3 separate regions of the Homo sapiens genome follow, and regions 1 and 3 are each linked to region 2. A link is a contact called in ENCODE Hi-C or POLR2A ChIA-PET data. All regions are on one chromosome and are shown on one strand. Each heading gives the region's core, a stretch centred on a gene start or an enhancer-like site at or near the end of the contact. The rest is flanking DNA. Distances are from core to core; before and after follow the strand shown.

Region 1 (3,699 bases), core at 918-3,417, 280 kb before region 2:
GGCCCCCTCCAGACTCTGCAACTCCACCAACTCTGCAGGATGGTGCAGAAAGGCTGGAGAGGACACTGGAGCCTGTCTGCTTGTCTGCTGGTGACACTCACATCCTGGGAAGAAGTGAAAATGTTGCAGAGTGGATGACGAGCCAAGCTGGGTGGGGATAAAGGAGCCTAAAAAAAGCCAGTCTAGAAAAAACTGCTGCCGCTTTGCCACCAGTAGCATTAAAATGACCTTAAATGTCCTGGCTGCTGACAGTAATTGTGGCCTGTCTTTACAAATTCAAATTTGAGTGCAGTGGGGCTGGAAGCGGCATCTGTCGGGATTTTGCCATCGTGGTCTCTGCTTTTATTTTCTGCCCCTGCCAGAGTTCCTTGCTCATGGTCCCTCCTCCATTAAATCAACAGCAGAGAATGAAAGTGCAAAAAAAGTCTGACAATGCTGGACGCACAGCCACAGCTTTCCCCACCTGTGAACCATCTGGTATTCCCCTTCCCTCTGTCCCTTCTTTATATAATCTCAGAATCTTGATGGAGCCCCTGTGTGTGCACTGGACTGAAAGCCCATCGTGCTTTGCTGGGCTTCTTATGCATATTAGTCCTGGTCCTTTTATTTGTACTCGTTGCTCCTGGAAAAACTGAGATTACAGGATACAGAGGAAGCTATAGCCAACGAAATGGTGGACTAGCCTTTAAAATCACCCTCTCCTCCTTTCTCTAATCTAAACAAAGCATCTCAAGTATTTCCTCTGATGGAGGAGCAGGAGCAGGCTAGGAGGAGGTCAGGCCGCAGGCGGCTAGCAGGATACTTACTTTGAATGAGGTAATACACAATGGCAAAGCCCCCGGCATAGAACACACCGTGGAAAAGGATCCTTGCTCCCAGAGGCATTGACCGCCTGCTTCCTGCATACTTAAAAACAAAAGATACAAATTTATTGTAGGATTCCCAGTTTTGTGCCAAGGGGATTTGCCCGGCTTGGACCCCTAAAGGAAAGAAGCATTAAGGAAGCCAGAAAGGAGGCCAGACCGCCCTCCCTCATTTGCTTCCTTTCCAAATGCCAGGGTTGGTTCTGAAGCCAAACTGAGTGCCCTCCTGAGGGTGCCCTCTCGAGAGTGGCCCATGTCCAGGACCCATGCTGTGGGGGCCCTGCCACCCCCAGCCAGCCCAGCACAGAGCGAGCATTCAGCCCACCATCCTGACAGACACAGCCCAGACTGTGTGCCAAGCCCCGCATGGCCAGGAAGCACAACCACTTTGTCTCAGGCCAACTGGTAAACAGGAAGCTTATCCTTTGTGGCAATGGCTGGTCCTGTAAGCCTGCGAATGGGCTGGAGCTGTCACTGGCTCCTTTCATATTTTGAAAAATGCACCACCCTTGGGATGAGGAAACTCTGGTTATGACTCAGGCTGAATGAACAGATGGAGGGATGCCAGCTCGGTAAATACAGCATACCATCCATCCACTCTTATAATATGTAAGAGTATCAAAATGAGTGTAAAGTTAATTACAGTAATGTGATCTGGGAAAAGTCATTTAGTTCTCATAATGAAAACGGTCAGAGCATCTCTGAAGAATGTATTAGTCAGATCTTGCTTAATTTGAAGAGAGCTCAACAGGGTGAGGCAGCCAGACTGGGTTATGGAGAGGTTCCCAGAGTGTTACAGCTTCCAACGCCAGCATGAGACACGAGAGAAAGACAGAGTGGGAAACAATGCAGAAAATGCCCATCCCTCCTGTGAAGTTAAAGCACAAGTGAACCCTAAAGACCAGGAGAAGCCCATAACTATTCAGGGAGTGACTTTCTTCTATTGTCTAACTCGAGAATACCCTGGCAGGTTCTAGTGGGGAACTTGGCCCTGGAACATTCCATTACCTTTTGCCACATCATAGCACAACTCTCTTGAAAATCATCAAAGGCAAGTTGTCCTGCAATTAGAAAAGATTTTACATTAAAATCATATTTTTAAAGCCCAGTTCTCTCTAGTCTCATACAGCCAAGATTTATTACCAACCCAAGCTTTAGAACACGAACAAGAAGTTAAAATTAAACTCTAAAACAAGCCTTGTCTGTGAAAGGCCCTGGTTTTTCCCCCTTCTGCTGCCAAATTAGGAAGAAAAAACAAAGCCTGCGGGTTTCCTGTCTGTGTCCTATGTAGTTTTTGTTACAGCAACCAAAGAACCGGTGTGCACAAGGGAGAACCGCAGACAGCAAGTGCTTTGACCACAGCACAAACACAGGGCCAATCAACAGGAGGCTGGACCTGCAGAAGCAAGATGCTAGCAATAAAAGCTGTACGTGACAGAGTGAAAACAGCACTTCAGAGTTAAAAAGAAACAATAGTACAGTAAACTTATACATGGACTTTAACAATATTGATAATACCTAATACTTCTGTCTCTGACTATTATGTGTCTTGTACTATTCTAAGCACTTTATATAATTCATTTAATTCTCACAACCCTTTGAAGTAGGAACTATTATCATCACGCTCATTTTGCAGATGAGTAAACTGAGGCACAGAAAGGTTAAGTAACATGCCCAAAGGTGCACTAATAAGTGAATAAGTGGTAGAACTGGGATTCAAATTCATGCAGTCTGGCTCCAGCATCTGCTCTTTCAACCACTGTGGTACACGAGCTTTAAGATATCTAATTAAAGCAATATTGAAATGTGAAAACAAACAGTGTCTCTGAGCTAAAATATATTCTTACTGTTCAGTGTAAAAGTCCTTGGCAGGCATGCCTTTCCTGCTATTTTTCCAGACAAGGTGGATACATATTTGTACCTTCATTCCTTCTTTTGTTTAGCAAACGGTTACTGAGGGTCTGATCTGGTCAGACAGTAAGAATATAAAAACAGTATCAAGATATAAGGAATTTTCCTTGGTCCTGAGGGGAATACAGACAATTAAACAAATAATTATAACATAGATCTATCACATGCAACTGCACGGCTATGCACTGCACAACCCTTGTAGGGCACCATGCACATTAGAGAAATCAAAGATTTGTATCTTTATTAAGACAGTTTGCCAACAGTTGGAAGTACTATAAAGTATCTTGAAGAAGGGATGGGGATGGTTGTCTTTTTCTAATTTGCACAAAGGTGCCTTTGGGCTAGCAGCAGCCTGGTTAGTGCAACCAGACATATGCACCAAGAGAGGAAGTAACACTCAGGAAGTGGTCAACCTTGCTGCAGGGCATCAGCGGAGGTTTCACAGAGGAAGTTTACCTTGAGAAGAGAAAGGTGAAAAGAGCAGAACAGCTTCAAATCCAGGAAATGACAAACAAAGGCAGAGTGAGCAGAAACAAGAACTGCTGAAGTGTAAAGCGCAGGAGAGAAGCCACAGGAAGCATGTCCAGAAATGGAGGGGTGAGAGCATAGTGGGTGATTACTGCTAAGAAAGACCCTCGACCCTGAGCTGTCGGACTCTGCAGATGAGGGGCTACAGAAAAATCTCTCTGGGACAGGGGTGGGCAGATGGGGGAGAGAAGGCAATGCAGCAGGACTGCCAGAGGACACCAAAGCCCAGAGCTAAGACCAAGGTAGCAAGTGTGCCGCAAAAGGGTGGTTTCTTAAAATACTTAGGATGGGTCTTATTTATTTACTTATTTTTATACTTGCTCATTCCAAAAAGGATGATGGAGCTAACAAAGATACATACTTTAGAAGAAAAGAAAATAGGTAAGGAAATGAAGAT
Region 2 (4,047 bases), core at 427-2,926:
CTGGAGGATACTTTGAGTTTTTGTTTTTTTGAGACAGGGTCTTGCTTTGTCTCCCAGCCTGGAGTGCAGTGGTGCCATCACAACTCACTGCAACTTTGATCTCCTGGGCTCAAGTAAGCCTCCCAAGTAGCTGGGACTACAGGTGCACACCACCATGCCCAGCTAAGTTTTGTATTTTTTGTAGAGACGGGGTTTCACCATGTTGCCCAGGATGGTCTAGAACTCCTGGACTAAGGGATCCACCCACCTCAACCTCCCAAAGTGCTGGGATTACAGGCATGAGTAACTGTGCCCGGCCGAGGATCCTGGATTTTGAAGGCCCCTGGATGACAGTGAATGTGATGCTGTAGGCCACGGGGCTTCCTTGAAGAGTTCTGGGTAAGGATGCAGTGTGGTAAGCTTTATATTTCAGACAGTTCATGAAGTTGTGTGGAGGACAGATTGGGGGAATGGGAGCGTGAAAGCCAGGGACAAAGCTGGGCAACTATTGAAATGTCTATAATACATTTTATATGCTGACTGAGTACAAACATAGAGGTGACCATGTGTCTTGGCTGGCTGGAGACAATTCTAGATTACAGCGTTGGTCCCAGAGTAATTATATTAACAGCCACTTTCATGCTCAAACATGTCTCAGTCTGAAGATTAAATATCATCTACATACACACACCAACAAAACTTCCACAATTCTTACCTTTACTATGTGAAATGCACTGATATTTTATTCTGTTTTTTTATTTTTATTTTTTATTATTTTTGAGACAGAGTCTCGCTCTGTCACCCAGGCTGGAGTGCAACAGTGTGATCTCAGCTCACTGCAACCTCTGCCTCCTGGGTTCAAGTGATTCTCGTGCCTCAGCCTCTCAAGTAGCTGGGATTACAGGCATACGTCACTACGCCCAGCTAATTTCTGTATTTTTAGTAGAGACGGAGTTTCAGCATGTTGGCCAGGCTGGTCTCGAACTCCTGACCTCAAGTGATCCGCCTGCCTCGGCCTCCCAAAGTGCTGGGATTATAGGCGTGAGCCACCTCGTCTGGCTTTTTTTTTTTTTTTTTCAAAAAAATGTTGGTTGCAACCTATTAAATTGATTTCGTGACACACTAGTTCATAACCCTCAGTTTGAACAACTCTGACCTAGACGCCTGCCAAGTCTTGGGAAAATAGGAAGGAGACAGATAATTAAGTTTGGGAGATGCATAGTCTAAGGCCAGGGTTCTCAATGTTGGCAGTGCAAGATCACGTGAGGTACGACTGAACACGGAGATCTCCAAAACTGCGGAGAGTTTTGCGTGTGAACGTATGCACAGACATCTACATGGAAATGGCTGTAACGCATCCAGCCATAAGGCGTACGAGGGTATATATACTTACAGAGTTAAGAACCACTATTCTCAGGAGTTATATGACAGCCTGGGAAGACGCCCAGGATGTAGGAACAGGGAGCAGGCGAGCGTGTGGCACCTTGAGGGTGCTCCGCGCGTCTCCGTAAAGCCAACGAGCCCCTCCTCTTCGCTGGCCTCTCCGGGGCCTTGCTGACTAGTGGTCGAAGCCACAGGACCAGGTGCGGGTGGCCAGCGTAACCCGGGCAGCCCCGCTGCTTCCCCTCGGCCGCGCCAGGACGCTCGGCACGCGGCGACGACGGCCCCACAGTGCCCCGCGCGCGCAAGCGCAGGCTGCGGCTCCCGGCGTGCAGCTTGGTGGCGGCTGAGCCGGCAGCGGGCCGCCTCAGGCAGCCCCGGCCGGGCCGCCCGGGTCCCCGGCAGCGGGGTAGGATGGCGCTAAAGCGGATCCAGAAGGTACGCACTTTCCCACCCTCCAACTCTTTGGGTGTCCGAAGCGTCGAGGTGTGGGCGGGGCGCCGCTGCCGTGAAGTGAAAGGTGACGGAGGCTCCGCGAGTCGCGGATACACCTGCCTGGGAAGGAGGCAGAACAGCCTCCCGCGCAGCCTGAAAAGCGAACGCAGCCTGAGAAAGGGATTGCGCGAGCGCGGGGCGGGGCCGGGCCGTGGCCACGAGGGCTGCGTCATGCGGGCGGGGCGCCGTGGGGCCACCTGCAGGCTTCTGGACAGCGGGTTCCCCCTGTAGGGTATCCAGAAGGGCTGGGTGGGTATCCAGAAGGGTATCCAGGAAGAAGCTGGGTCCTAAGGGATGAGTAGGAACTCGGCAGGTGGGGAAAAGGGGAAAAGGCTTTCCCTGCAACGGGGAGACTACGAGGCTTGGAGGACTGACAGGGTAGCGGGGAAGCTGAAGGGCAGATGGTGTGGACTTGGGTGGTCCTTAGGAGCAGTGCTGAAGTAACTGGTTTTTATCCTGCAGGTAAGAGGGAGTCCATGAGGGTTTAATGCATTCACTAGAATTTGGAAAACGCACAACAGTAGAAGAAAGAAGTATTTCTAATTCTATCACTTTACTATTTGTTAACATTTTAGCATACCTACCTTCAGTTTTTTTTCTATATTTAAAACAATTATACTGCATTTTGTATTCCACTTATTCACATAATAGTAAATGTAAGCATGTTGTGAAGTAGTATTTATAACTTTTTTTTTTTTTTTTTTTGAGGTCTTGCTCTGTCGCCCAGGCTGGAGTATCGCCCAGGCTGGAGTACAGTGGCACAATCATGGCTCACTGCAGCCTCAACCTTCTAGGTTCAAGTGATCCTCCCTCCTCAGCTTCCTGGGTAGCTGGGACTACATGCCACCATGCCAGCCAATTGTTTATTTTTTGTAGAGACAGTGTCTCGATATGTTGCCCAGGCTGGTCTCATACTCCTGGGCTTAAGCGGTCCTCTTGCCTCTGCCTCCTAAAGTGGCGGGATTACAACGTGAGACACCATGCCCAGTCCTATAACTAATTTTTAACATTAACTTTCCACAAGTACATGACTAGTAACTTATTTAGTCATTACCTGTAGTAGGTAAAAGTATGGACTTGGGTGTCAGACAGACCTGGGTTAGAGAATGTGAGGTCACTTATAGTGGGACCTTGGGCAAGGCACTTTATCATTCCTAGCCTCCCAGTCCTACATGTTTACAGAGTTGTTTTGAGAATTAAATGCTATGAAATGTGTTTAGCACATGCTTGCTGTATACCAAACACTCAATACGAGTTAGCTGCTGTTATTGTTCAAAATTCTTCACTAAGTATTTGCTGTTACGAACTGTGTATTAGTCTGTTTTGTGTTGCTATAAAGGAATATCTGAGGCTGGGTAATTAATAAAGAAAAGAGGTTTATTTGGCTCTCGGTTCTGCAGGCTGTACAAGAAGCATGGTGCCAGCATCTGCTTCTGGTGAGGCCTCAGGAAGCTTACAATCATGGCAGAAAGCAAAGGAGAAGCAGGCGTGTCACCTGGTAAGAGAGGGAGCAAGAGAGATGCCACCTCTTTTAAACACCCAGATCTCACATGAACTAATAGAGTGAGCACTCACTTATTATTGTGGGGGGGCCACCAAGCCATTCATGAGGAATCCGCCCCCACGACCCAGATACCTCCCACTAGGCCCCACCTCCAACACTGGCGATCACATTTCAGCATGAGATTTGGGGGGGACAAATATCCAAACCAGATCAACCATCATTGTACAATGAGCCTTTTCCTTAATTCACATTACTGGGTTTGATTGCCAGAGGTGGAATTACAGGATCTCTGAGAGTATGACTCTTTTTTTTTTTTTTAAATAAATAGCTGTCCAAAAGAGAGATAATTCTGATGAGTTATTCTCTGAAAGGGGTCATCTGTCATCCTAGGACTTTGAAGCAGGTGAATGACATGCTGAGATCTGTGTTCTAAAAAGATCTTTCTGGCAGCAGTGTGGCCGGAAGTGGGACAGAGGGAGACTAGAGGCTGTTGTGAAGGTTCAGTAGAGGCTTTGTCCAAATTAATGACCATGGAATGGATGCTAGGCCAGAGCAGTGCCTGGACCACATTGCAGAAGTGGAATTGACAGGACTCGAGGAGAGGATGTGGTGAAAGTGAAACAAGGAGGTGTACAAAATGGGTCACTTAGTGGATGGTGGTGTCAGTGTCTAGGATGGGGAATCAGAAG
Region 3 (3,653 bases), core at 335-2,834, 260 kb before region 2:
CTGGGCTCAGCTTTAAAGGTCTTATCTGAGATTCCTGTGGAACAGAGTTCCATCAAAGCCAATCCAAAAGGCCTATGTAGAAATAACCACTCTTGCTGCACTTTATGCAAATAATCAGGCCAAGTATAAGACTAAAATTTATTCTACAAACAACACACACGGTCCTATCATAATTTGTTTTTACAAAAAATGAGGACTGGAGAGAGAAATTGTGCTCCAAAGCTTATCATACATTTGTCATTAAATCCTAGTCTAATTGTTTTTAAGCTTTTTGCCTACATTTTAGACTAACCCTGCTTATTCCTGTGAATCAAGTGGCGATCTCCTACAGCTTGGATGAAACAAAATGGGATGGATAACATAAAAATCTGGATCAATATGCTGGTTCTGGGCAATTATCCTGCAAATTCTGCCAGGTAATGAAAGTGAGTAGGGTGCCCATAACCCTGAGGTTTCTTTGTTTGGGAAATAAAACCAAGGAACTTCATAAATCCCCAAATATCTTGGCAAGTAAAATTTTAGATGAAAATTATCTACTATACCACACTTGTGGGAACTGCTATACTCACTCTACTATTTGCAATAGGGTTATACAGAGTAGCACCTTCTAACTGAAATATTGGACAGAGAACTTATGTCTTGTATTAATATTTGGACCCTGTATACTCAATACTATAACTTGAATTGTTTCCTCTCACCTAGAAGCAATCAAACTCCAAATAGTGCTGCAAACTAAACCACACAGGAACACACCTTTCTTCCAAGGACCCTTAGATCAACCCCAGGAGAAGCCCTAGCTGCTGTTCCCCATTCGATGCCCCTTCTCAGCAGGAAATAGCCAGAAAGAGTCATCACCCAAAACCCCTTAAGAGCAGTTATGGTGACATCTCCACATGGGGGGATGTTATAGGAGTTTATTAAGAAATTATTTTAGGCAGCTAGGAAAAGGGGTCCTTGGGGAAGTTTTCATTTCCTTTAAAGCGGCTCCAGAAACGTTTCTTGTCTAGCAAACCCCAGCTCTTAGAGCCGAGTCAGCAACCTTTGATATGCAAATACAGGCCATTAGAAACTGGGTCCACCCAAACATGGTGATTCCTGCCACCTTCTTCCCCTCGCCTCACAGGTGCCTGGCAACACGGCCGCCCCCACATATCCCCATATGTGTAGAGCATCATGGCACCCTGCATTTGCATATTAAAAAGCTAGGGTGGGAGGGCCAGTTTTTTCCGCGGGCTACGTGAGTGACATGCCTGGTCAAACCAATCCCCTGAGCGCTATGCAAATCAGGCACCACCTCCTCTAGCCTCCTCATATAAGCAGCCACTTTTCTGACGCACACAGGGTTTTCTCTTTGTTCGAATCGCCCCCTCCCTTTATCTTTGTACAGGGGAGCTGTTTTCTTCTTCCTTCCTTCTTTCTTGCCTATTAAACTTTTCACTCCTTAAAACCAAAAAAAAATTAAAAAAAAAAAACCATCACATCAAATAACTTTACCCTACCCAGGACTTGCCCAGGTTTCTGTTCTTGGGTTAAAATTTAAAATATTGGTTCACTCCCTGACGGAAACAGATGAGAGAGGTGCTCAGTGACTCATTATGGACAGAATGAGGGCTGAAATTACTTGAGTGAGGAAGGAAAGGAAAGCGGGGCCCTGGCTGAGGTTAAGTACCAAATAGAAATCTGGGCTGAAGCAGGGAGACTTAGCTTGAGATTCTAGATAAAAAAAGAAGTGTAACCTAGAGTAACACAAATATAAAGGATTCCACTCTTATTTCCAAACTATTGTAACAGCTCTGAATAACATGGATATTTTAAAGGTTTATGCATATATTAATGGATGTGTATAAAACATTCAGGCCAGGCACAGTGGTTCACGCCTGTAATCCCAGCACTTTGGGAGGCCGAGGCAGAAGGATCACTTGAGATCAGGAGTTCAAGACCAGCCTGGCCAACATGGTGAAACATGATCTCTACTAAAAATACAGAAAAAAATTAACTGGGTGTGGTGGTGGGTACCTGTAGTCCCAGCTATTTGGGAGACTAAGGCAGAAGAATCACCTGAACCTGGGAGGCAGAGGCTGCAGTGAGCCGAGACTGCACCACTGCACTACAGCCTGAGCAACAGGGTGAGACTTGGTCTAAAAAAAAAAAAATTTTCATCATAAACTCAGTCCCCAAAAGTAATTAATCTATTTATTCATTCATCACATACCCACTAAACACGTACTATATCTAGATGGGAGAGACTGGCAAAGACAGACCTTGACCTGAAGAAGTGTTTAGCCTAGTCGGGTAGATTACACATGCATATAAAAATATTAACTATAGACATGGCAGGAAGAGCTAAATGCACTAAAAGAGACATAGAGGGCTATGTGAAGAAAACAATGTAATGCCCACAAACATATACTTTTATCCTTCTCTAATTAATGTTCCCAAGTGTTTTATATTCTTCACATATCTTTTCATTCTCCACTAAAATGTAATCTGCAAGGTCAAGGGAGTCTCTCTCTTGTTTACTGCCATAACTCTGCAAGCTAAGGTAGTGCCTGGCTCACAGGATGTGTTTCATAATCATTTCTCCAATAAATTATCAGTAAATTTATTAAAATTAAAACTGCCATTTAAAAACATCTGATGAGAGTTCAGAAGTAAACCCTTTTATCCAAGGTCATTTGATTTTCAACAGGAGTACCAAGACAATAAAATAGAGAAAGAATGAATAGTCTTTTCAACATATGATGCTGAGACAACTGGATATCCACATGCAAAATAATAAATGAAGTTGGAACCCTTCCTAACACCATACACAAAAATCAACTGAAAATGAATCACAGACCTACATGTAAGCACTAAATTCTAAAACTCCTAGAAGAAACATGAGAATAAGTCTTCATTAGCTTGGATTAGACAATCGTTCCTTGATATAACACCAAAAGCACAAGTGACAAAAAACAAATAGATAAATTGGACTTTAACAACATTAAAAATACTTGTGACACCATGAAGAAAGTGAAAACAACCCACAGAAACGGAAAAAAAAAAAGCAAATCATATATTTGGCAATGGACTTGTATCTAGAATACATATAAAGAACTATTGTTAACTCAATAATTAAAAGACAACCCAATTAAAAATGAACAAAGAATCCCATTTATAATGGCCACGAAAAAATAAAGAAGGTATCTAGGAATATATCTAATGAAGGAGGTTAAAGTCTCTACAAGGAGAACTACAAAACATACTGCTCAAAGAAATCAGAGATGACACAAACAAATGGAAAAACACTCCATGCTCATGGCTGCAGGCCATGAGATAAATATTTTTCTACAACGAGAAAAAATATTTGCAAACTACGTGATATGGTTTGGCTGTGTCTCCACCCAAAACCTCATCTTGGACTGTAATACACATGTGTCAAGGGCAAGACCAGGTGGAGGTAATCAGATCACAGGGCAGTTTCCCCCATGCTGTTCTCGTGATAGTGAGTCTCATGAGATCTGGTGGTTTTATAAGCGTCTGCCATTTCCACTGCTTGCACTCATTCTCTCTCCTGCTGCCCTGTGAAGAAGTGCCTTCTGCCATGATTCTAAGTTTCCTGAGGCCTCCCAAGCCACGTGGAACTGTGAGTAAATGAAACCTCTTTTCTTTAT

Evidence for each region. A loop is a pair of places that touch in the nucleus more often than their neighbours do. ChIA-PET counts read pairs that join two places held with the same protein, here RNA polymerase II (POLR2A). Pooled maps may share reads with other maps.
Region 1: a loop to region 2 is called in a map of naive thymus-derived CD4-positive, alpha-beta T cell, with 2.8 times the contacts of the local background. The contact joins the enhancer-like site here to the promoter of UBE2D4 in region 2. A Hi-C loop is called at or near these places in 1 of 168 maps with a recorded cell type or tissue (naive thymus-derived CD4-positive, alpha-beta T cell), 1 of 37 single-sample maps with no recorded cell type and 8 of 50 pooled maps. POLR2A ChIA-PET finds 5 or more read pairs at or near these places in 2 of 52 experiments (Panc1 and activated B cell).
Region 3: a loop to region 2 is called in a pooled map, with 4 times the contacts of the local background. The contact joins the enhancer-like site here to the promoter of UBE2D4 in region 2. A Hi-C loop is called at or near these places in 1 of 168 maps with a recorded cell type or tissue (naive thymus-derived CD4-positive, alpha-beta T cell) and 4 of 50 pooled maps. POLR2A ChIA-PET finds 5 or more read pairs at or near these places in 1 of 52 experiments (Panc1).

What each region holds. Positions count from the first base shown.
Region 1 is chr7:43,646,729-43,650,427 of GRCh38, forward strand. It overlaps COA1 (cytochrome c oxidase assembly factor 1), which reads right to left. Exons shown (of 6, transcript NM_018224.4): 2 at 1,872-1,924; 3 at 807-906. The coding sequence starts at 1,886. Among named protein-coding and RNA genes, the nearest start is that of STK17A, 65 kb to the left of the region's middle. RefSeq lists enhancers at 82-943, 92-211, 1,242-1,536, 1,806-2,667, 3,310-3,399. Within about 2 kb of position 2,168, at least 40 of the 41 ENCODE cell types and tissues checked have a DNase peak (open chromatin) inside an H3K27ac peak, as active enhancers do; they include Panc1, where a contact is called at or near this core.
Region 2 is chr7:43,924,760-43,928,806 of GRCh38, forward strand. It overlaps UBE2D4 (ubiquitin conjugating enzyme E2 D4), which reads left to right and starts at 1,677. Exons shown (of 7, transcript NM_015983.4): 1 at 1,677-1,797. The coding sequence starts at 1,774. It also overlaps a transcript of URGCP not described here. RefSeq lists a silencer at 1,571-2,110.
Region 3 is chr7:43,668,312-43,671,964 of GRCh38, forward strand. All of the region lies in intron 1 of COA1 (cytochrome c oxidase assembly factor 1), which reads right to left. Among named protein-coding and RNA genes, the nearest start is that of COA1, 59 kb to the right of the region's middle. RefSeq lists a silencer at 1,542-1,591. Within about 2 kb of position 1,585, at least 4 of the 41 ENCODE cell types and tissues checked have a DNase peak (open chromatin) inside an H3K27ac peak, as active enhancers do.